Linked DNA regions of Mus musculus: all the other regions are linked to region 1. Evidence: chromatin loops called from intact Hi-C (ENCODE). Cell type or tissue: heart. All regions are shown on one strand.

Region 1 (5,000 bases):
AAGATTCAAATTTTAAAAAGTAGGAATATTATTATATACAAGCTAGAAACTGTTTAAATTTTTAACAGCCTGTTTTTGTTTTTATTATAACAAATATTCTTCCTTAAGGCTTCAAGTCTCTGGCTAACAAAGTTAATGTGCACCCTATTAATGCTTTCTTGTTTAATAAGCCTCCACCTTATCAGTGAGAGTTAAAAATGATACTCACAGACACATTATAGTAAGGATGAAAACAAAATAATGTGTTTCAGATTTACAAAGTTGCCTTTCTAGAAGCAAAGGTTATTAACAAGTCAATTCTAGTTCTAGCAAAGTATTTCAAATTCTGCAGTAAGATTAAAAAATGAAACTGAATAAATAAATAAATATGTCATTGACATTGTAATCAGTATCTAGAGGGAAACAATATTAAGACAAGAGATGGTGAAGTAACAGTGTTCAGCCACTAAACACATCTTACAACTGGTTACCTACTAAACAGTGTGTTTGCCAGAAAATCATTAAGAGCTAATTTTCCATCTAAATAAATTCAAACAATTTAGAAGATTTAAAAAAATGACTCTTTGAGTAAACTTTTGGCAAATAGCAAGTCAACGTACATTTTCATGACTAGACGAAATAAGTGTAGATTTATTAAGAGGTGTAAATTTATGGCCATGTATCTTAAGTGATGATAGGAAACAATATAAATATTTTAGTAAACATAATAAACTTTAAATGCAATAACTTTTATTAGAACTGAGAATACAATAAACAAAGAAAAATGTCCTTGATAGATAATGACAATGTAAAAGTTATTATTAAAGTACCACTTGGTAAAACTAGTTTTTAGAGGAAGCTATACTTTTTATAAAACATAACTGCATTGGGTGTTCCTTTGATTCCACTTTTTAAATTGTCATATTTAAAGGCTTTTATCATTCTTTAACTGCTCATTACTGCTAAAATTGACCTTACTAATAAAAAGGTCCTAAATATAACAATAAAATGCTTTCCGTTACAATGCCAAAATAAGTGCCATTTATGCCAACCCCCAGAAAATATAAGGATGCCATACACTTTATAATTCTAACACCATTGATTAAAAAAAAAAAAAAAAAGGAAAAAATGCTGCCATTTTAATGGCATTTTCTCATCAAAATCAACGTGTGCTTTTCATATTTCAAAATAAGGCATTATATGCTATTTCAAAAAAAATTTAAGACCAAAAGTACATGCTTACTTTTAGAAGCATGTACATTTTTTAAAAAGGATCTATTCAGTTAGCAAATGAGTGTTGTGAAGAGCTGCTCACTAAAAGCTAACTGTAGTTAAAAGGTTATATAGTGGCATTTTCAAGTGACAGGAAATTCAACTTTACTTTTCCAAAGGATTCCACAAGTGCAGTAGTGCACTAGTGTACCCTGCTGAAGTCTGTAATTTTTAAGATATTGCAAATATCATAGCAATGTGTTTAAACTTACATCTGATTGCCTGAATATACCAGGCTTATAATGAGCTTTAGAAAGAAATGCATTTCAAAAAGAAATTTAAACATTGAAGCAACTAGTAATTAAAAAAAAAAAATCAACCCTCTAATGCATTCAAAAGAAATGCAAGTGTCTCCGTTCTCACCTCTAATCTTTGAGTAGCCAAAATATCAATACATTAAAACAAAACAAACCCAGTTTAGAGACAAAATTTTAATCCAGATGTAAACATCTCTTGAATACTCCAAAGTAATGAAAAAGTAACCAACAGGATAAACTTAAAGTCTCCTACTCCATAGAGATCTCAAAACAAAAATCGTGGCTTACTTTATTTAGCTGGGAATAGGAAAGAATAATATTGCTTCGACACCGACTACACTAATTACGCCATCTATTTTGTTATCTTCTGCGGACATGTGCTGCCTAACGTTTTCACTTAATGAACAGTTCTCTGGTTTGTAAACAACTTCTGTAGCGCTCTCTCTCTCTCTCTCTCTCTCTCTCTCTCTCTCTTGTGTCCAAACCGGAGGGAAAATGAAAGTCTGGGGCGGTGGGGGGGGGGGGGAAGCATCAATATTTGAACTTCCGGATGTGAGCAGGGAGAGCCATCCGAGGGACCACCTCTCTCTCTCTCACGGAGTTCAAAAGGAAAAGTTGGGAGAGAGACGCGGCCCGCAGATCACGCTACGGGCTCGCGGTCACCTGAAGGCGGCTGGCAGCGCAAGGCCATCACTTCGGAGCGAGCCCTCGGGGGCTCAAGTTCGGGGGGCGCTCTTTGTGCGGTCGGAGGGGAAAGGGAGGGAACCGCCCACAGCCTGGGAGTCATTCAAAGGAGTTAGGGAGCGGGGCTGGGGGGAGGGCGGGGCGGTGACACCCGGAGGGGACCCGAGCGAGTAAGCGGCCCCGCCCGCGGGGACGGGGTCCCGCCGCCCGGTGGCCTCCGAGAGCGCGCGCGGGAGACCGGGTCCCGGGGCGGAGAGGCGGCTCCGGCCTGACACCCCGCGAGTTTCCACACCTAGCGGGCCAGGGGCGCGCCGCGCCGCGCAGCGTCCCCGACCCCGACCCCGCGGCCGCCTTCCCCTCCCGGGTTCCCCGGGCGGCGCTCCCGCAGGGCCGCGGCCCTTACCTGCAGCTCGGTGAGGAGGATCTCCCCCCGGTCGGGGTTGGACGCCATGGCGCTCCGCTCGGGCCTCCGCACCTGAAGGCGCCCAGCGGCGCGGCCGAGGGAGAAGGCGGGACGGGAGAGCCGGGCGGGGGGCGAGGACCGGAGAGAAAGCGGCAGCTAGGGAGTCATGGAGGCGCGGCCCGGCTTGCAGGCGCGGCTCATGGAGAGCGGCGGGGAGCGAGGGCCCTCGCGGCGCGGCTCCCCTCGCCGCCCGCCGCCGCCCGCCGGACTCTGTTCCCTCAGCCGCTCCCTCAGGGCGACGCCGGGAGCCGACTCGGAGCTCTCGGTGCGGGGCGCAGCGGCCGCGGCGGCAGCTCCTCCTGTCGCACCATTTGGCTGTCACCGCGTCGCAAAAGCGGCCGCGCTTGGCGGCTGCCGGCGCACGTGACTGCCGCGGGGCCCCGCCCCCTGCTGGGCGGGCTCTGGGAAGCCAAGGAGGGTTGGCGGGGACCCCAGGGCCAGGCGCGCGGGGCGGGGCGGACTCTGGGCGGGCCCGGATGACAGGGAGGCGAAAGGCCCCGGGCTCGCGTCGCCGGGAGGCGGGAAGTCGAGCGAGCAGACCACACCCACCGCGGCTGCGCTTAACGGCTCTGCGCGAACGCTAGGTCTGGCCTCCGGCCGGCCGCAGATTGAGCCTCGCTTCGGCCCTCCCTGCTGGGGAGCCGCGCCCTCCCGCCCGCCCACCCCGAGCTGTCGCTTCCTCCCTCCCCCACCTGCCGAAGCGTGTCCACCTCTCGCCTTTGGCTCGCGCGACGTCGCCACCAGTAAGGTGCACCGCGAGCCAAACCCGGGCGGAAGAGGCCCTTGGGAGAAGTGGGCGTGGTCAGGGCGCCAGCCTCTGCTCCGAGCAGTCCCCACGGGCTGCCTTTTCCTCGAGCGCTACCCTGAACTCTGTGGTTGGGACTAGAAAACTACTGAGCTCAAAGCTGACTTAGCTCATTTGTTGATTTTTTTTTTTTCAACGTAAGTTTAATGGAAAGAGATGAGGCAGAATCAGCGTCGGGAAGGAGCCAAAGCCGACTTTACTTGGGGAGGTATAAATGAGAACTAACTACTTAGTTGCAGAGTCTACTTAGTAGTGAGCCTTAACTAGCTACTTAGCAGCCTATCGGAATTAGCTACTTAGTAGCACAGTCTACTTAGTAACATAGTGTAACTTGTGGGAAAATGGACTTCTACAAGTAACACTTATGTATCACAAGTATCAACAGATACTTTTTTTGTCTAATCAATGAGTGGACACTCTCGGTAAACGCTTCCCTTGGGGTTCTGAAGATTAAGTGCATCTAATATAGCTGGTTCAAAGCAATGTGGACAAAGTGGTGATGGCTATTTAGGTGAGTATGGCAGGTTTCAGGTGGGTAGCTACAAGTCTGAGAAGCACTTTACCTTTCATGGGACATTGATGCAGGCTCCTGCAGATTTTTCTCCAAGAGTCTCAGAAATCATTGAAGTCAGAAATCATTGAAAATCTAGAGTTCTGTGACTCCGGCTCACAATATACTGGCAAAACTTTTCCGTTCTGTACTTCAAAAGTTTTACTATTTATATGTTTAATGAATTGCCTGGGCTGAAAATGATAAAAGCAACAAGTGCCTTAATTATTAAGTTACATAATCAACTTTAGAATGCGTTTAATGGATGAACACTGTTACTTCGCCAAGTGTCGTCTTAGGAATACTGTTTCACTCTAGAAACTGCTTATAGCTTAAGTGAAATATTTGTAAACACGCATCCAGTTTCATCATACTGCAGAGTGTGAAATACTTTGCTAGAGCTGGAATTGGCTTGTAATTAACCGTTGCTTCAAGAATGGCAGAGCTGTAAATCTGAGACACATTACTTTGTCTTCATACTTACTATAGTGTGAGTAACATTTTTAACTCCTGCTATTAAAATGGAGGCTTATTAATCAAGGAAGCAACAAGGAACTAACAACATTGGGAGAAGCCAAGTTATATGATTACCTTCCCTAGTAACTAACAGAGAGAGTTAGGCCCTGGAGTTATGAGTAGTCTTAAGAAAGAGTCTATAACAAGTAAGTGGGGAGTCCTCTTGAGGAAGCAGTGTTGTGTCCAAAAACACTATTACAATTTTAAATGGTAGGTACAAAGTGGTAGTATGATTTTTACTGTAAAGTATACACAACAAAACTTACCATTTAAAGTGGGTCACTAGATTCCTATTGATATGTTTTTCTTTTTCTTTTTTTATAATTTACTTTTCTCCAGGAAAGAGATGAGAAACTTCATATATACATAACAAGTGGCTAACTATTAAGAAGTATTTGTGCAATGCCAGGTGTGATGGTACACTCCTTGAATCCCAGCAATTGGGAGGCAGCAGCTGGCAGAAGTCTGTGAGCT
Region 2 (5,000 bases), 69 kb before region 1:
TCCAAGGGAAGAAGCACGAGGTGGGGCTGGAGGAGGTTCAGGTTCAAGATCAAAGTCCAATTTGGTTACTGTAGAGTCACTTATAGAAGACAAAGCAATTTACCAAAGCTGCAATCAAAGTCTTTATTTTTATGTAGCTGCAAAATAAAAGCAAACTAACTTCTTTTAAATAAGGAGCAACAGTTCTGCAATTCCACTTGGAAAGACTGAGACTGAACACAGCACGTTAGACATCCTAGCAATGGCTATGGAAGATACACTCAAGCCTTCTAAGACAAGTACCTGGCCGGAGGTGCTAGATCAGGAATGCGTGCGTCAACGACTGGCACTGTTGCAGGCACAGGAGTCTGAGGGCTGAATGTGCCAGAATGATTTACTGTGGGAATAGCTCGTCTCACTAGTCTTCCCCAAGTGGCAATATTAATATTCATCTGAGGAGCTCTGAGAAATGTTTTGCCTGTAGACATAGTGAATAACGAAAGTAGGATAAGTAGTTTCTTTATACATTACTGAAAACCATAATTAGGGAAATTCATAATTCATCAGTTTAGAATTTATGAAGAACAAATTTGTAACTTAAAACCTAGTTTTTAACTATTTTGTTTTCTATTACAAGCACGTATAAATAGCACAAACAGTTTTTAAAAATAGATCGAGAGTTTGATTTCTTTTTTAACTCTAGTATTACATGTGGTTAAAGTTTAAGTCATCTGTTATGACGAACAACAAGTCTTAGTGATATATGAGTATGCTTCAAATAAGCTCACAAAGCAGAGTGGATGGGAGATGGTAAGAGTCGTGAGTTGATTATTACTCAAATTCAGTAAAAAGTCAGGCATGGCGGTATGTGCCCATAGTCCAAGTACTTGGGAAACGGAGGCAGGGGAATCATTTTAAGGACGTCCTTAAAGACAGCACCCTTTGAGGTCACATAGGCTACTGACTGAAAATAAAACAAAAGCACGGTGTTCTGTTATTCCACTTAAGGACGTGTTTCAGTCCTCATTTAAAAATGGCTAGAAATGAACAACTAAGAAGAAAGAAAGCACAATTACTTTCAAATTATGAGCTGGATTTTTTCTATACATAAAGTACTATGCTTAATCCTTAGTAATTACCTTGTTGTTTTGAAAAAATTTTCTTTTGTCTTTGGAGTTTTGGTCGTCTTTCAATAACTGGATTAAAAAAAGTAACCTGCAATAAAGAAAATACAAGTTGCTATCAACACTGTAATGGACTATGATTCACTAAAATCTACTAGATTCCTAAGCTGGAGAACGTGAAGGCACCTTAGCTACAATCAGTCCAACCCCTTCCTTTTCCAGATGAGAACACAGACCTAGAGGAGACATGAGTTTCCTCAAGGTCACGTCCTTATGCAGCAGTGCAGCCAAGAGCTCAACATATCTGTCTCTCAGCCTAACACTCTTGCCATTTCTACATCATGCTGATAACACATACAATTTCTACTGTGGTTATGCACATTAATAAAATACATGTATTACCTCTGCAAACAAAGTACCCTGTGGTTCCAAATAGAGACACATGCCATGCCGCTGGTTGTCTAAAAAATCTTCTAACCTCAGAAATTTTACAGCACACAGAGATCGCCAATCACGCCAATAAACTGAAATTTCCAGTTCACGTGACTAAGGTAATTAAAAAAAAACAAAAACAAACAAACAGAAAAGACATCATTGGACACACACTTGAATAAATTATCACAAAATATATGAACTACAAATACAATAAACAAATTACACACCAAAGTCACACTATTTAAAACAAAACTTTGTAATGTTTTTAAACTATATATTACTTTTTCCAGTTTTAACTTAAACTTATATTCAGATAATTTCTGCTAATGCATTTCTAAAGTTTCAAGGCCAGAACCCACAGTGAGAACAATCAGTAATTACAGAAACTCCTCTTCCATTTAGAATCTCAACCTTTCAGCTTTTTCCTTTTCACATGCCATTGCCTGGTGGCCTAATGCTAAGATGTCTTACTGGGTGCCTCTGAAAACCCATGTCTTTGACCCACTCTTGGGCCACACAAGAGAATATATTGTGCTCATCAGAAATGAGAAAACATGAAAAAACATACTTAAAGTTTTAACAACTTACTACTAAATATACCTTAGACAACAGTTTATAAGTTGGAATCAAGTCATGAACTGATTTCTGCAATGTTATAATTTATGTACATTTTAATTAGAAAACAGCACTCTTCTACTGTTTTGTTTCTAGGAATTATGCAGATTACCCACAATGCGATATAAATGATTTGCCTTTAGGTTCTACAATAAATTATTTCTTTTATATAAAGATTTTCAGTTTGTGAAAATAAGCATCTTATTATGTAAGTCCCTAGTATACATAATAGATTTTTACTTTAAATGATAAAACTAGTTGACAAAAATGAAAACATTTATAAAACTGCAACATGAAATAAACATAAGGCAAAACAGAATCTGCAGAAGTCCTATTATTACATGGTTTTGAGCGTCCCTGCTCAGGATGCTGAGGTTTATCCCAGGGGACAGCAGAGCTTCTGGGAAGTGGATGAAACTTGAAGAGGTAGGGCTTTAGTGGGAAGGGAGGCCACTGAGGGTGTACAGCTGAAAGGTATATTGGCATCCCATCCTGTCTTTCTTGGCTTCTGGCTGGCTGTTGAGAGGTGAGCAGCTATCTTCTTTCATGTGCTTCCACTATAATGTGTGTCTCATGCTGAGTCTAAAAACACTGGGACAAATGACTGTGAATTCCAAACTCTGAAACTATAAGTTAAAGTAAAACTTTTCCTCCTTTGAGATGGTTGTTCTCATGTGTTTTTGTCATAGTGACAATGTCTGGCTAATACAGACTCACTGCAAGCAGAGGAAAAAAATCAGAAAATAAAACTTCTGATATGATTCCAGGACTTTGCCTCATTTCTGACTCATAATCAGTATGGCAAAAATACCTTGAAACTAAAACCATGAGAATATAAGTATTTTAAGATTACCAGTGGTATATTCATAATTGATTACTAATACTATTTATATTCTATTCATTAGAAGTGCAAGTATTTTAGGGGCTGGAGAAATGGCTCAGTGCTTAAGAGCCCATCCATGCCTGGCAGCACAAAGAGCCGAGCTGTCAAGGGTGGCTATGGGAGCCAGTAATTGCAGTGCTAATGTTGGGAAGGGCTAACAGGAAGATTGATGGGCTTCTCTTGCCAGCAAGTCTAGTTAAAATATGATGAGCTCCACGTTTAGTGACAAGACCTGTCTCTAAAGAAGAGGTGGAACGGGACAGAGCAGTAACCCTGACCTTCCCTTCTGGTGCCTGCATGTTATGCAGGTTCACATACCTGAGAGCACCCGCACCCATGCATGCACACACATACACAAAGTTGCAATATCTTGAAGTACTTTCTAGAAATAAACTGGAGGAACATGCTGAGGATTGGTAGATTTTTTTTTTTTCCAAAATCAGGGGACTAGAGGTGTACGGCCTTCTCTCTTCCCCCACTATTTTGAGCATGAAGACTTGTTAAGGATCAAGATGTCTGAGACAGAGGGTTACAGATGAAGCAGCCTGACGAAGGGACACAAATGCCAGTGATGCAGCCACTACTGTCTGCTCTTCACATGGATGAAGTGGTGGGACTGTGTGGAAGGCAGACCCTGCCACTTCATTTTCAGTTATCCATTCTAGCAACTCTATGAAAACTAACGTGTGAACTGATTTCTTTCCCCCTATGTCTAGTCTGTATGTCAAATTGAAAAAACAAAATAGAAATCTAAGATCTGGTATGAAATGTGAAATCACGGAGCTAAGATAAGTCTCTTGGAGTTCTACAAGGCTTCAGAGACAAGAACCTTTACTTTTTGTTACTTTGTACTGTTCCCTGTGGATACTCTTCCCAAAACTGAGAGGTTATCTATGACCCAGATACACTCTCAGTATAATTTATGTCATGAACTTTCAGGATTCTGTCACCCCTAACATCCAGTGTCATTTAGGAAAGTTGGCTAGAGATAGAATGGTAGTTGCAAAGCACCATCGAGAACGACGGCTTCTAGACAGAGATGCCACCACTGTCTAGAGTGTAACCCACAGGTGAGTTCTGTAGAGCAAAGGCTTACAGGAAACTTGAAATGACAGGAAAAATGTCATCTGGATAGAGTAAAAGTACAATTCAAAAGGTCTGGGAAATAGGATCTGAGTTACATACGAACTGGCAATACGGGATAACTATAGCAGCTCCTGCTTCACTTTGCTTTATTGTGAATTTGAATTTAGAATCAAAGAAAACTGCAGAGTCTGAGTAAGGAATTAGAAAAAGACAAGAGGCACTGAGTCAGCTGTCTGTGTAGCTGAGGTAGAAGTGTAATGGCTTGAGGAGTAACTTGCTGAGAAGACTGGTGTGCTTGGGAACCCCTTTGCTTTTGAGGGAACTCATGAGAGCTTCCAGACCCACTTTATGCAGTTTTACTACTAGCACCGCATCTCCATCCTGCTGCAATGAAATCTTTACCAAGCTTCCTTTTCAACAATAACAAAAAAGGGTTCATTCTTCTGTCGTCTGACTAGACACTTTTTGCTCCCACATCTAAATCTGAATCTATTTCCCAAACAGAACCAGTGGGCAGACTTTCCTCCTGGTTCTTCCCTCATGGTCGTCCAACTCGCTCCATCAAAGCCAGATTTAACATTCATTTGTCATAACCCTGCTGCAACCGACTCCAGCCTTCTCTCTGCATTTTAGAGGTAGGTATCTTACTCATTCTGCTAGAAACTTGAATTCTATAATCTGAAGTTCTTAGTTACTGACTCTGGAAAATTCAAACAATGGCTTCCCTACATTCCTTTATTCTAAACTTAGTGTGCTGCCCTTCTTGTTCTGTCCATGTGTCTTGACTGTCATAATTCTTTAAAAACTCTTTTTGTGTTATACTCCATATAATTTCTTTAACTCATCCTCAATTTTAAACATTGCATTCTCTATTCTTA
Region 3 (5,000 bases), 120 kb before region 1:
CCCTTTGTTATTTGGCCTGTTCATTCACCTTTCACCTGTCAGGATCTGGACCTGAACCTGCCATTTTCCCCTCAGCCCAGTTCAGCCTTCACCCAGCATCTGGAACCCTCCAGCTTCATACTCAGACCCTGACTTGAACAGATTCAGCTTCAGCTTCCTCAAGTCTCTCTGTCTGCTTTGTCAGTAACACAGACTCTCTCGCAGACTACTTCGAATGCAGTGTAAACTCTGATCAGTGGCTTTAACATGCTGCTCTGTTAAGCCACATATATGCATATAGGTATACAGAGATAGTTACCCCAGCGATAGGATAGTTAACATTAGTAGCTGGGGTTGGAACTAGAGAAACTGCATTCATCGGCCAGATTAGAACTGGCTGGATTAAATGACACCTAAACTGCTGCCATGGAAACCACTGAGCCTTGCTAATTTACTGTTATTCAATACATTCTCACACTGTGGAAAGAAACCAGGTGTGGCAGTCACTCTCCTCCCTCAAAACTGAGTCAAAGGCCACGTGTAAAATGGTCTCCTAGAGAAAGGTATTACAGGCATCGATCATGTGCTTACAGCAGATAGGCTTCCTCATAGACGAGGCTGGCCTCAAACTCATTGTGTATCCAAAGACGACCGTGAGCTCCTGCTCTTCCTGCCTGAGTGCTGACAGTGCAGTCTGCACTATCACAACCGTTCCCTGCAGCGCTGGGGATTGAACCCACGCCTTCGTGTCTTTTAGGCAGTCTACCAAATGATCTACATTCCCAGCACCTCTTGTTCTTTCAAAGGAAGCTAGTAGCTTCTGTTCAGCTCGAGAAAACAATGTCTGGCAGCCAGACAGCAGTGGCACATACACTTAATCCCAACACTCGGGAGGCAGAGGTAGGTAGATTTCTGACTCAGTGGCCAGCCTGGTCTACAGAGTTCCAGGACAGCCAAGGCTACAGAGAATTTCTGTTTTCAAACAAACAAACAAACAAACAACAAAACAAAAAACAAAAGAATACTGAAAAGAATGGGTAGGCTTAGAGTTTTCAAAACCTTCTTTAATTATGGTTCTTTAAGACTTCAACCTCTGTTGTAGTCCAGCATCCACCAGAGTTAGGGAAAAAGAAAGGTTAATAGGAAATAGGGGTTGTGGACATGCTTAGAAATGGTTCTTTGGAGCTATTCAAATCTCTGTTGTCAGCAGTCTGGTCTACTAGCAAACTACCAAATCAGCAACAGCAGTCCAGTACACCAGTCCAGTATACATGGCAAACATAAATCCATAGCAGCCGCTAGGTCCAGAGGAAACCATGAGGTTCGACCTATCAGCACAAGTCCACAGAAGCAGGAAGAAGCCGCTGGAACACCACCATAAGTTCTTTGGTGCATTTTTCACTATGAAGTCACAACAAGCTAAGATCAGCGAATCAAGCAAGGCGAACCAATTGCAGGAGCACTGTCCGCCGTCTGTTGGGTTATACTTATGCTCTTTCCAAACATATGTCCCCTCAAGCATCCGCCGTAGCAAAACATCACACGCCCTTTCACTAGGCAGTTTTCAGAAAAACACCCTGCGCCTGTTCTCGGCAAAACACCGTTACATAAGACAGTTTCCAGAAAAACATCACATGATACAACTGAGTCCCTAACAAAACCAGAAATTCCCACTTCAACAAATGTCTGCTTAATGGCATTTGATTTCCATTAACAAATAAAATGCTTACTGAGTTTTCATCTCAGTGGAAGACACCCAACTTGCAGTTACCTTAATTCAGACTTTGTTGGGAATGGTTTATTTACAAGAAAGTAGCACTGTTGCCTTAAGGTAAGAGGACGGGAGCTGAGACAAGGTCTTGTTCTGCAGGTCAGGCTGGCTTGGGATTCATGACCTCCCACCTCTGCACCCTAACTTCTAGAATTACAAGGGTGACCCCCAAGACCTGCCTTGTGAGGCCCTTGTATAGACGTTAGCTGTTTTATTACATTTCCTATACTCGGTTTTCAGTCAAATATTCGATGATGATTGGGGAACAACAACAACATGGGTCATAGCAGGGCTGTCTCTTGCAATTCTAGAAGGGTTTGTGAGCCAGATACCCTCCATGCCTACACTGTTGAGATAAAGGACATGTAGGAACTTTGAATCATGTTGGCCAATGACAGAGCTTGAATTGATACCTACTCCTGAAGACAACAACTAATTTCTCTTTTTATTCCAAATTCTTTAGTCAGGGCAAATGAGACATTCAATCAGATAGGGAAAACTGACTTGAAAATAAAGGAAAGGAATTTGGTGCGAGCGCTTTGCCCCTTTCAACCAACCTGGTTTCCTTGTGTGTTGGTTATTTTGTGTGTTTGTTTATTTAAAGGTGTTTTTTGTTTGAGACGAGGTCTAACTCCAGATCCTCCTACCTTCTTGGTGCAGGAATACTTGAGAGTATCACCCGAGGAGGCAACTCCCATTTTAATTTCCTCTGTTTGAGAGCTAGCTCAGGCGCAGCACATTCTGAGTCTTCTTGGGTTGATTTTTTGTTTTGATTTGTTTGAGACTGTGTGTGTCTGTGTCTGTCTGTCTGTCTGTCTCTCTCTCTTTATCTCTCTCTCCCTCCTCCTGGCTGTTCTGGAGCACCCTGTGTGGATCAGGTTCCTCTAAACTCACAGAGATCCTCCAGCCTCTGCCTCCGGAGATCAAAGGGGTGTGCTATCCCGCCAGGCTTTGAAGATTTTGCCAATCAACCAGCAGCCGGGAGCCACGCAGCAGCAGCGGAGACAACCAGGAAGTACACAGCCCGCGTCGTCAAGGACCGAGCGCTTTTTAGCCCTCCTCCCGACCCGTAGCCGCGCGGAGTGCGCGCGAGCGACTCGCGCATAAAAGCCCGGCTCGGGGCGTCTAGGAGCCAGTGCTGCTTCCTGCTTCGGACGGAGCTGTTGGCGGAGCCGCGAAGATGGCGTCGACCAGCCGGTGAGTGCAACGGCCTCGGAGCGAGTGGAGCAGGGCATCGCGGGGCCCAGGTTCCTCCAGAAGGCCGCCGCGGGTGTCCCTTACCCACCTGAGTCATCGCCGCCCGGGTTTGACCCTGCGGATCCGCACGGCCCCGGCCTCCGTCTCCGGACCCTTCAACCGTCTTTGTGTCATGTTGATGTTTTCTGTGTATTTTCTCCCTTACGGCCCATCCAGCCGGAGGGGGCTGAAACCCCGTTTCCGAAGAGCTGGAAAAGCGACGTTCCAGGTCCCTATCGATCTGACAACCGCAAAGTTGAGAAACGTCAGCATTGGTTGTCTGGTGGCAAAGGGTCGCTAGCCCAATGGCCCCCCCAGAAGTGGAAACGAAAGCACATACGGAGACTTGATTCATTCTCCTAAAAGACCCCCTGTCCCCACCCCGAAAAGTATCATTGCGTACTCTGAAGGAGATGCTGTCTGCAGAAAATTAATTACATATGCTGGAAGTCATTTTAAATGTATTTTTAAAACGTAGTTTGCTTAATATCTACAGGAAATGCGTGTTGTGACCGCAGAGACAGCCTTTAATCTTGTGACCTCCAAAATGCTTTGCAGACCCTAATTATATCTCTTGTAACCACTATGAGGTAGATATTAGTATACTGGCATATGTGTAAACTGAGTCATGCCAGCGTGTTGACCTTTCGCGGGCCACTATACCTATTCTGATTATCCGTCCACTGGTCTCCAGTTAACACAGAATGTACAGAAAGTATCAAATTAAGTTCTGTTCTTTTGGCACTTTTTTTTTTTTTTCGGAGGTGGTTACTATGTGTGGAATTGGTAAACGTCACCGGGGGAAGCCATTATTTACAGAAACTTGGCCTTTCTGGGAACCTCCAAGTCTGCTGTTTATTATAAAAAGTGGGAGGTGGGCATAGGAAGCCTCGTGAACTTCTTGCGTGGAAGCAATGGGCAATCTTGTTTACTGATTTTATGATTTAATTAGATTAATTATGATTTAATCATTCCATCTGGGTGTGGTTTTGTCACGTAAGGCTTCCTTGTAGCGACATAGGAACCTTCAGCTTCCCCAAATACTATTGAAATTTCCCATGGGTGATGTGTTCATATGTAGGCACAGCTTACCATCTTAGGGAAAAGGAACTCCTGTATTCTTGAAACACAAGTTGTAGTGTTTAAATAGTACACATAGTAAAATCACTGGTTACAGTTTTTAAACTTTTCTTCACTTAAAAAAATCCCTTGAAATTAATTTCTTTTCTGGACAGCTAGTGTTTGATTTTGAGTTAGTGGTCTCGAATCTTCTGTCTCCACCTTGAAAACTGTGGGGTTGTAGATCTGCCCGGCCCTCATCCAGCTCTTAAGTCTGTGTCATTCCTGTTGCTATCAAGTTTTGCCAGCAGTGTGAATAGAGAGAAGTTGCCTGAGAGTTTGTCATACCTTGAGGGCGGCATGTAGGCACTAAGCATTGGCACTGGTTGGTGTTCTCGAAGAGAACATGTCCAGATTGATGCCCACTCTTTATTCCGACGTCAGTAAATAACTTTTTGGCTGCGATCTGTAAAATGAAGATTGTGCCTATCTTTTAGGATGTTGTGCACATTGAGCATTCAAAATGTTTATGGGCGGGGGAGGGGGCTCCATGGTTAGGAACACTGGGTGCTTTTCCAGCACCCACATGGCAACTCATGAACTCCTAACTCAATTCCAGGGCATCTCTTCTGTCTCTGTAGGCACTAAGACATACATGCAGACAAAATGTTCATATTTAAATAATTTGGATAAATAAATAAATAATGTTTAAGGCGGTATCATTTAAATACTCTGCAAAGTTTTTCATGTTTCCCTCTTTTAAATGTTAGGGATTGAAACCAGGACTTATATATACTAGGCACGCATCTTCCACTAAGCTCCATTCTCAGCCTCTTTACCTACTTTTGTCTTTGAGGCTGTAGTGTCAGCTGCCTTGGAACTCCTATGTACAGTTATCTGCTGACAGTGATTCCCAGCCCCTCGGCCTACTATTCCATCCATCCATCCATCCATC
Region 4 (5,000 bases), 68 kb after region 1:
TTGGAATCAAGATACTCATTCTATTATTTTACTAACACAAGCACACACAAGGAGTGACATGGTTCATTCCTTAAGTAAGGCTTATAGGGTTCTGGGTACTATGCTAATTATCGGGGGGATTGAGATGACCTTAACTTGGTTCCCTGTCCCAGCTCACACGATAGTAGAGAAGATAACAGGTGCTTAGTGATAACTGCTTTTGTAGACTATTTCTAAGCATCAATATGACTATGTCAGTGTAATAAGGGATAGTTGCCTGTCTGGTTGCCCTTTCCTTTATTTATCCTGCCTCTTTCTTTCTTTCTTTCTTTCTTTCTTTCTTTCTTTCTTTCTTTCTTTCTTTCTTTCTTTCTTTCTTTCTCTCTCTCTCTCTCTCTCTCTCTCTCTCTTTCTTTCTTTCTTTCCTTCTTCCTTCCTTTCTTTCTTTCCTTCTTCCTTCCTTTCTTCCTTCCTTTCTTTCTTTCTTTCTTTCTTTCTTTCTTTCTTTCTTTCTTTCTTTCTTTCTTTCTTTCTCTCTTTCCTTCTTCCTGCCTTCCTGCCTTCCTGCCTTCCTGCCTTCCTGCCTTTCCTGCCTTTCCTGCCTTTCCTGCCTTTTCTGCCTTTCCTTCCTTCCTTCCTTCCTTTCCTTCCTCCCTCCCTCCTTTCTTTCCTTCCTCCCTCCCTCCCTCCTCCCTTCCTTCCTTTCCTTCCTTTCCTCCCTCCCTCCCTCCCTCCCTCCCTCCCTCCTTTCCTTCCTCCCTCCCTCCCTCCTCCCTTCCTTCCTTTCCTTCCTTTCTTCCCTCCCTTCCTCCCTCCCTCCCTCCCTCCCTCCCTCCTTTCCTTCCTCCCTCCCTCCCTCCCTTCCTTCCTTCCTTCCTTCCTTCCTTCCTTCCTTCCTTCCTTCCTTCCTACATTCTATTAAAGAAAGGGTCTCTCTATATAACCCTCATTATTTTGGAACTTGCTGTGTAGACCAGGGTGGCCTTGAAAACTCTCAGAGATTCACCTGCTCCTGCCTCTCAAGTTCTGGGATCAAATGTGTTCACCACCATGTCAGTTCTGCGTTCAGAGGATGTCTATGCAGTTTTCCTAGACAAGCTTTGAGTTAACTGCTGTATTTTACAGTCTTTCCCAGGGATATGGGATTTTATCATCTCACACAAGCTGGGTCTGGAGAATAGACACCTTCCTGTACTTGCATTGAGTTTAGTTCAGAGGCAATCAGGTATGAATAAGAAAAGGATCCACGTATGAACTCTAGGGTAAGACTGGCACAGTTCAGATAGAAGGGCTTTAGGCACAGAGAATCTTGTTGATAAAGTTCAGGGCCACACTGCCAACATAAAAGCCATTGGCACCCTGTGACTTAATGGCTCTGGGCAGTATGGACATGGGACAGATGACATGTGTAGTCAGGAGGCTGATCTCAGGTGACTACATTACATGGAGAGGTGTTGAGGGCAGAATTTCTAAGGTAAGATTCATTGGAATCTCATTCCTTCAAAGATTTAGTCTACAGATTTTATATACACACACTCACACACAACCACATACGCACGCGCGCGCGCGCGCACACACACACACACACACACACACAGAATCGGATGTTTGGGAAATGCTGAGACTCTCTCTCCCTTTCTTTTGAAGACTTACAATGTAGAGCAATAAGGGGCTTCATAAAAACCAGCTTAACTTTGTTTAGGAAGTTGACATAATGTGAAGCTGTCAACTGACCAGGATTTTGCTACTTCGATTTTTGTCTCTTATCCTGTGCAGGAAATATTTAGTGTCTACTGTAAGAAAACTGAGAAAACAGCCAATGAGTTAATAATTATTCTAGGGAATGCGAACGATTTTTACGTAAAAGAAAGAGAAATGTGAGGCTGGGTTATTGTCTGGGGTCACCTTAGTAAGTAATGCGTAGCTCAGAAAGCTTAAAAATGTCTGAAACATGCATTGGAGAAGCAGTGTACCACCTAGTGGCGGGTCTTGAAAGTGCAGCCATGGAGTTTTCCACTCTCTAGAAATACAGAAGAAAAGCATCATCCCAGAGTCCCAGATCCCTGAAAAACAGATGAAGTCTAAATAAGACATCCATTTTTCAAAAAATTCAATTGAAAAACAGAGATCACGTGTTAATTTTATACTAGAAGTTACAAGTTGGTAAATAAAACGATAATAAATCAAAATATTTCCCCTCACATTTTAAACAAATTTATACATAACCATAAATATTTCATACCATAATTTGTACTGTAATTGATGTTTATTGTGAATCGTTCTTTGTATCTCACATAAAAATCATATGTATTTATTACTGTAAATGGATGAACTGTTTTAACATTATTGAATACTATTTTCATGTATGGATATAGGATATACCATTTATTAACCTTTACCCATTTATTTGAAAAATTTCATGATTAGCCTTTACAATTAGGCTTTTACAATAGCCTCTGTATTTTTGACTTATTTACTTCATTATAGTTAGGTCTTGGAAGAGAAAAATCTTTGTCAAGGATGCACACATAAACTTTAAAAGTTCCTCTCAAAGAGAGGGTGTACTGAGTTTCTTCCCCTTAGAGTGGTTTCGTGATTTCTCTTCTCACACTCTCCTCTGCTGACTGGCACCCCGGATCAAATGTGTCTGTCTGAAGACCAGGATGAATCCTTGTTTTAGTGTGGATTTCTTTGATTAACTTCCTTCTGTGCTAAAACTTGTTTCATTTTTAATGTGTTTGCTCCTGGCTGTCTGCTTCCCGTTCCTTTGTGACAATGCAGCTGTTCTCGTTCTTTCTTCTCCCTCCTGGGGTTTGGGGCTCCTTCACACTGGCTCACTCAGAGAATCCTTTCAGGTGTTTTTTATCTGTTATTTCATTTTAATTTTGAACTAATTCTAGACTAACAGAAGCTGGAAAAGTAGTACCGATAGTTCCTGTGTGTCTGTTACCCAGATATCTATCGCGTGTCACTCTTAATATCCCTGGAACAATGATCAGAGCCAGGAAATCAACAAGGTACAGTGCTTTGTTTGTTCCGTTTCCTGTTCTAAGAACTGATCTCGGATCCCGTGATTTGTTATCGAACAGTTATTTCTTTGATGTTCTCCATCCTCTAATCATTGATCGTTTTTAAGCTCTTATGGCCTTCCTACTTGATTCACTACATATAGAACGTTCCTCTTTTTCTGTTTGTAAATGTTTTCTGATGACTGAAGTGAGGTTGAGCATTTGAGGCAAGAACCCTACAGAGCAACAGGCATCCTGCAACTGTACATCTGTCTATCATTGTGCTCCTTGGTGTTTGTTGGTGTGACACGGTTGGGAAAGTGGAACCTCAACTGAATAATTGTCACCATCAGATTGGTCTGGGAGGGGCTTGTTGATTGTTAACTGATGTAGGAGGCACAGAGGAATTTTAATCCAGCAACAGGGCTGCTCTGATCCCTTCCTAAGACCTTCTAGATCTGTGTGATCTGGCTGGAATGCAGACATGCTACACACCTTTAATCCTTTTAGCTGGACTACAGACACACCCTTAGTACCCAGAGGGACAGACAAAGGGACGAATCAAAGAAAGACTTCATGTAAGGGAACTCATAGATAATAGTATAACTAGGTTAAGTTGTTATCATGATTTCCTTACTATAAGGCTTCGTTGTTTCTATAGTTCTCTGGGGAACTTTGAAACTACACAGCATTTGTATATGTTCAGTTTATCACATCTGATTGTATACATAGCATTGTATCATATTGGTGTCAAGAGTTTATCTATGTGGTATTATTCTGTACATGCATTTGTTTTTTGAGACAAGGTCTCTAGCCTAGGCTGGCCTGGGATTTCTTATACACTAAGGATCACTCTGAACTTCTCATCCCCACTTCAGAAGTGCTGGGGGCTGAACTGTGGATGCTGGGTGCTGGGTGCTGGGTGCTTGCTACCAAGTGTGCCATACCCTTAGACACATTTGCCTGTTCCCTTTGTCATAGTAATGTGTTCAGATTGTGGCTGTGCCTTGGTTCTTCCCTCATGAACCGAGAAATTAATTATTAATTAATTAACCAATTAATTAATTAATTTTACAGGAAACCACAGTTGAGAGACTTTTAAACTTTTAAAGAGATTTTTGGAGTTTCACAAAGACTTTGGATTTTTAAGAGAAAGTTTGAATATTTTAAAGAGACTTTGAACTTTAAAATTATTTATCATATTTTATGTGCTTTGGTGTTTTGCTTGCAGGCGAGGGTATCAGATGCCCTAGAACTGGAGTTATAGACAGCTGTGAGCCACCATGTGGGTGCTGAGTACTGAACCCTCTGGAAGAGCAGCCAGTGCTCTTAACCACTGGCCCCTGGTTTTGAATTCTAATTTTCATTTATTAATTTAGTCTCTCATATATTACATCCCAACTGCTGTTTCCCCTCCCCCATTTTGTCTCCCACCTCCTCCACCCAACCTTACCTACTCCCTTCCCATATATGCCTCCTCCATTTCTGTTCAGAAAAGGCAGGACTTTCAGGGATATCAACCAAACATGACATATCAAGTTGCAACAAGATCAGGCATCTCCCCCTCGAGAAGGCGACACAGTAAAAAACCATGGCTTTGAACTTTCTAAGTGTTTGTATTTTTTAAAGACTGTGAGACTTTCAAATTTTGAAACATTTTATATTGGAATGCTCATATTAATGTGAGATATTGGGAGATTAATAAGAAAGGGAAGGTTGTGTCTTTGTAGTGATGTATGTAACAAGTTGACCAGGGGTCAACTGTGCTGGCTAGTTTATGTCAACTTGACAGAAGCTAGAGCCATTGGAAAGGAGGGAGGCTCAATGAAGAAGATGTCTCCATACTGTCAGGCTGTAAGCAAGCCAATAGGGCAATTTCTTAGTGACTGATGTGGATGATGGTCTGGGCTGATGGTCCTCAGTTATATAAGAATGTAGGCTAAACAAGGAATGGATAGCAAGCTAGAGAGCAGCACTGCTCCATGGCTTTTGCCTTCAGGGTCCTGCCCAGTT
Region 5 (5,000 bases), 52 kb before region 1:
CTGCCAGGGTGGTGAAAGATACTTACTGACCTAAGAACCAGAGCGCCCTGTTTAAGGACCTCCGAGGGCTTGCATTTTGCCTTTGGCTCATCCCACTCCCCTCCCCCCACCTTTAAATTATTTTTGTAGGTTAGCATACTAATGAGCTTTGTTCCAGCCTTTTCAAACACGTGTGTGACTGTACCTCATGCTTGCTCACTTCCCTCCCAGTGCTTCCTGGCCCCCTGATTGGTTCCCTTCATTTCACCCTCTTCTGCTTTATTACATATCTTTCATTCTTCTCTTCTTCTACCCTCTTAAGAGCTCTTTATCCATTCTCATGATCCTTTTTCTGGTTTCATCTCTTATGCACATACAACATACTGTTCGCCATGTAAGATAAAACATGTGGTATTTGTCTGAGTCTAATTTGTATTCTTTATAATAAAGCTGTAATGGAAAGTATAGTCCTACATGAGTTTGTTAAATTGTCTCAGAGAATGGAGGCTAATGAATCTCTCAGAAGTGCAGATGACCTAGAATCTGTTGTATATATATATATGTCTGAAGTAAAGGCAAGCGTATAGAATAAGCTTATAAAGTTTAACATAATTTCCAGTAATTATCATTAGAATTATTATATATTTTGGCAGCTATTATAAATATAAATGGATAAAACTATATAGTTATAAGACACTGACATAAGATATTAAAATGATCCAATTCCACCTTAACAACAAGATTCATATTATATCCAAATATAAATTTCATTAATACAGAAAAGGATATTTGCTTCACATAGTAAACACAGGAGAGTCTGGAGATGTCCTATTTAATATCAGACAAGTCAGACTTGTCATCAGTTTGTTTGTTTTTTTTTATAAAAAGACAAAGAAGTCAATTCATGAGAAAGATATAACAATTATATGCATAGATAAAACAGAGCCAAAAACTGAAACACATACAGAAGTAAAAGAAGAAATAGAGACAGCTCCAGAAAACCAGCCAGGAATCTCTACCCCACTTTCAATAACGGCCCTACTAGCATAGCTATAATAATTTGAAAAACAACAACAGCAAAGGAAATAACAAGTCCTTGTGAGGATGCAAAGAACCTCTACATGCATTGTTTTGGAGAATGTTAAGTTACATAACACATGTCAAAGTTTGATGACTGTTCAAATTTTAAATACAAAAGAATCATATGACCGAGCAAGCACATTGCTAGATGTGTCCTTCTACAATGAAAACAGGTGTTCAAAAAAAAGCTTCGAGAGGTATTATTCACAATATCCTGCTGGTAAAAAAGAACCTAAGTACCAAAACAGAACGTGCTATAAAACTATAACATGGACATCATTCAGTCAAACGATGAATAAGTGTGCTCTGTGAAATGAGCCAGATATGTAAGGAAGGCCCATTTCCATGAAACCGCTAGATAAGACAAGAACCTAAGTAGTGGTGCTGGGGCCTAGGAAAAAGAGTGCATTGAATGGACACTGGTTTTCTTTAGGGATGCTGAAAATGTTCTAGAACTTGACAGTGATAATAATGCTTGTGTATTATATTACAAGCCTCTTAGAAAGCTTTCTTTCAGAGCTGAGCCCTTGTGTGTGCTAAGCAAGCACTGTTCTACCAAGTTACGTTCCCACCAATTAATCCTTATTTTTAGACAGGGTTTTACTAAGCTGTCCAGGCAAGCCTTGAACCTGCAACCTCCTGCTTCAGTGTCCCACGTAGCTAAGTTTACATGCTGTGCCATCAGCCCCAGCAAATAGTAAAGTTTACTATATGAACCTAAAATATAATTGAAGGAAGGTCCTGTACATATGCCTCTGACTCCAACTATTAATCCATACTCTTATATAATCAAAACCAAGACAGTTACATTCTACGCACCGGTTAGCGCCGCTGGCTTGGACAGTGTGCTATACTGGTTCTGCGTGGACAGCATGCTCTGCCGTGGACTCAGGGTTGGTGACGCAACCAGTGAAAGCTCCTCAATGACGACACTGCTTTTGGGGTGATTCCTGGGGAGCTCATTTAACCTTTGCTCTAGTGAATACTTTAAAAGGTCCAACTTCTGACTTGATTCATTAAATCTCGCTTGTGCCTTGTTAGGAAAAGAGATATTGTTGTCATTTAAGCCAGGATATTCTTCAAATAACATAATAAACGGCTAAAAATTGTTTTTAAAATTACTTCTGAAAGCGCTTTTCTGTCTGTTACTTTTCCTGAGCCAAGTAACTTCATGACATTCTTTGCACCTTCGGCTACTGCAAATTCTATCTTAAAATGATGTCTTAATTCTTCCATCCGAAGCTCAAGAGGGCTTATCACAGGTTTTGCTAGGAGAAAAAAGAAAGAAAATTTACTATTAATTGAATCATAATTTAATGTACTGGTTAAAAAAATCAGGAGAAAGAAATGAAATATTGATATAACCACAATAGTAATAAGAAATAAAAGGTTAAAATATAGAATGTTGTTTTAGCCAGCCATTACACATCTAAATCACACATCTGTCAAAAGGCTTTAGATCTGAGGATACTGCTATATATAACTTAATGAGATAGAAACATAGTGGATATCCACACTAGCAAATAGGGACACAACCACCCCTGGAACAAAGTGTTTGAAGGAAACACCGAGTCTGTACTGATAATGTAAGACTTTTGTTCTTGTCAATATTTCCTAAACAGTATAACAATTTATATCATGTTTTCATTGCACTAGTTATGATAACCAACCCCCAATGACTTAAAAGTATATGAGAGGATACACAAATATTCTCTGCAGATATTATAATTTATTCCAATTACGACTTGAGCATCCATAGAACTGGGGATCCACTAGGGACCTGAACCCCATCTGAAGATACTGAAAGACAATTGTAGTTTCTGGCTCTACTTTTAACAACTAGCTCAAAAGTCTCATTGGAATAAAAATAAAAAAAAAAAAGAAAGAAAAAGAAAAATGCTAAACAAAAAAATACTTTTAAATAGCCACCCACTTCTTAAAGCATTAGGTAAAAATATCTGACTGCTTATTGAAATATAGAAATATGTTCTACATATGAAAGACAAAGGGCAAATAGCTGAAAGCAACCATCCCAAGTAAAAGTAAACAAAACCTCCCAAACCGAAACTTTTCTTCCCCTTTAACCCTGCGTGATTGCCTCGTTTCCTTTTTAAAAGTTTTTTTTTTTTTAAAGATTTATTTTTCCATTTTATGTGTGTGGATTTTTTTTTTTTTTGCTTGCATTTATGTATGTGCATCACATGCATGAATGGTGTCCACAGAGGGCAGAACGGGTCTCGAATCCCTGGGACTGGAGTTAGAGATGGTTGTGAACTGTTGTATATGCTGGGAATCAAACCCAGGTTCTCTGCAAGAGAAACAAGTGCTTTTAACTGCTAAGCTGATTCTCTTGCCCCAACTGCCTCTTTTTTAATGACATTTATTTAGCACCCTATGCTTGTAAAAGACAACAAAATTTAAGTGTACTGCATCACCATTATCAAAAGCCAGCTCATTGGTCTGGACGGCCTGAAGAATCTGCATCCGGATGACTTCTATTTTTGTCTTGCTATCCTGTAGCAGTTGCTGCGCTGTACCATGGAGTTTCCGATCCTATCAAAAATGAAAAGGTAAGCAGAGAAAAGGATCACTCTTTCTTCTATTCTGAAAAGATCAACCGATAACCCAGCAATTGAAACGGTTAAAAGAACTATGCACAATCTAAGAATAATGTTTGTTTTGTGAGACAAAGACTTACTATGGAACCTTTGTTGGCCTGGAACAGAGACTCACCTGCCTCTGCCTCCTGCAGTGGTGGAATTAAAGATATGTGCCACCATGGCCAGCTTCTAATGAATAATCTTAAACACACACACACACACACACACACACACACACACACCCCTCACCAAGACTTTAAAGTATTACAGAAAAACAACTTTCTGGTTCAGATAACTTGAGGGAAAATAAATGAATCATACTGATTGATTGACTGACTGATCACATTACTGGGGATTGAATCCAGGACCTTATCCATAATAGTAAGTATTCTACCATTCACTTAGCTAGAGGTTCAAAATGTTTGATTCATATATAAATATATCAAAATGACCACTATAAGCAGTTGTGGTATATCCATAATCTTCTATGTATGCTTTTAGTATATATGAGTCATAAATGAACCTAAAAGCTCACCTTTAACATATTTTTCAATACACACTATTATTAATTCTGTGATGCTGAGCCTCATTCGGCACTGAGCTAAACCCAGTCTCACAGTGATAATATTAACTAGTTTTCAAGCTATATTTTAAATCTTTATAGACTTACTCATCTGCACTAAACACTTGTAGCCCGGGACCCAATTATTCCCATTTCTCCTCTCACCTTGTCCTAGTACAAGGGTTCTATTTATTCAACTTTCTTTTCAAGGGTCCACATACAAATGAAATCATACAGCATTTTTCTCTCTAAGCCTGGTAAATTTCACTTGTTGTGAAGCCCTCTGGGTTTAGGTATATTATTACAAATATAAAAATGTTACAACTTAAAATTAAAAATTATTTATTTAGTTTGTTCTTGAGATAGAGTTTCTCTGTGTAGGCCTAGCTGCCCTGGTACTTGCCCTGTAAATCAGGGTGGCTTCAAATTCAGATATCTGCCTGTCCCTGCCTCCCAAGTGCTAGGATTAAAAGCATATATCACCATCCCAAGTGAAAAATTAAAATATATTTTTGTCGTTGGTGGTGTTGGTGGTGTGTGTGTGTGTGTGTAGGCATGAATGTAGTGGTCTGAGGACAACTTTTGGACACTGGATCTCTTGCTAGCATGGGCTCCTAAGCCTGCATCAGATCATGGTTGCACTGCAAGCACTTTCGCCTGCAGAGTCCCCAGCCGCTCTTCTTTTGAAAGGTAGCATAGTATTTCATTGCAGTTGTATGTATATCATACAATTTATCCATTCATCAGGTAGTAGATACTCTTTGAATATTAGTAATATT

Evidence for each region. A loop is a pair of places that touch in the nucleus more often than their neighbours do. Peaks named below come from ENCODE experiments on the same cell type or tissue, not always from the same donor. Only the 100,000 strongest peaks of a DNase experiment are listed, where the experiment ranks them.
Region 2: it touches region 1 in a loop (1.8-fold over the local background); 3 of 42 quality-filtered maps call a loop at or near these places.
Region 3: it touches region 1 in a loop (8-fold over the local background); 9 of 42 quality-filtered maps call a loop at or near these places.
Region 4: a loop joins it to region 1, with 5 times the contacts of the local background. A loop is called at or near these places in 3 of 42 quality-filtered maps.
Region 5: a loop joins it to region 1, with 3 times the contacts of the local background. A loop is called at or near these places in 4 of 42 quality-filtered maps.

Annotation. Positions count from the first base shown.
Region 1 is chr3:142,879,016-142,884,015 of GRCm38, forward strand. It overlaps Pkn2 (protein kinase N2), which reads right to left and starts at 2,989. Exons shown (of 22, transcript NM_178654.4): 1 at 2,596-2,989. The coding sequence starts at 2,643. It overlaps 9530052C20Rik (RIKEN cDNA 9530052C20 gene), which reads left to right and starts at 3,480. Exons shown (of 2, transcript NR_152127.1): 1 at 3,480-3,971. In heart, a CTCF peak has its summit at 3,025 (motif pointing left); a DNase peak (open chromatin) is centred at 3,106; H3K4me3 peaks cover 3,023 bases; H3K27ac peaks cover 2,617 bases.
Region 2 is chr3:142,810,409-142,815,408 of GRCm38, forward strand. It overlaps Pkn2 (protein kinase N2), which reads right to left. Exons shown (of 22, transcript NM_178654.4): 9 at 1,506-1,649; 10 at 1,119-1,194; 11 at 283-457; 12 at 1-79. Among named protein-coding and RNA genes, the nearest start is that of Gm24457, 40 kb to the left of the region's middle. In heart, no CTCF peak of the experiment used is centred here; no DNase peak of the experiment used is centred here.
Region 3 is chr3:142,762,342-142,767,341 of GRCm38, forward strand. Gtf2b (general transcription factor IIB) reads left to right here and starts at 2,906. Exons shown (of 7, transcript NM_145546.1): 1 at 2,906-2,947. The coding sequence starts at 2,931. In heart, no CTCF peak of the experiment used is centred here; a DNase peak (open chromatin) is centred at 2,830; H3K4me3 peaks cover 2,507 bases; H3K27ac peaks cover 1,466 bases.
Region 4 is chr3:142,947,010-142,952,009 of GRCm38, forward strand. No RefSeq gene overlaps it. Among named protein-coding and RNA genes, the nearest start is that of Gm33289, 20 kb to the right of the region's middle. In heart, a CTCF peak has its summit at 1,966 (motif pointing left); no DNase peak of the experiment used is centred here.
Region 5 is chr3:142,827,003-142,832,002 of GRCm38, forward strand. It overlaps Pkn2 (protein kinase N2), which reads right to left. Exons shown (of 22, transcript NM_178654.4): 4 at 3,495-3,612; 5 at 2,182-2,327; 6 at 1,879-2,092. Among named protein-coding and RNA genes, the nearest start is that of Pkn2, 53 kb to the right of the region's middle. In heart, no CTCF peak of the experiment used is centred here; no DNase peak of the experiment used is centred here.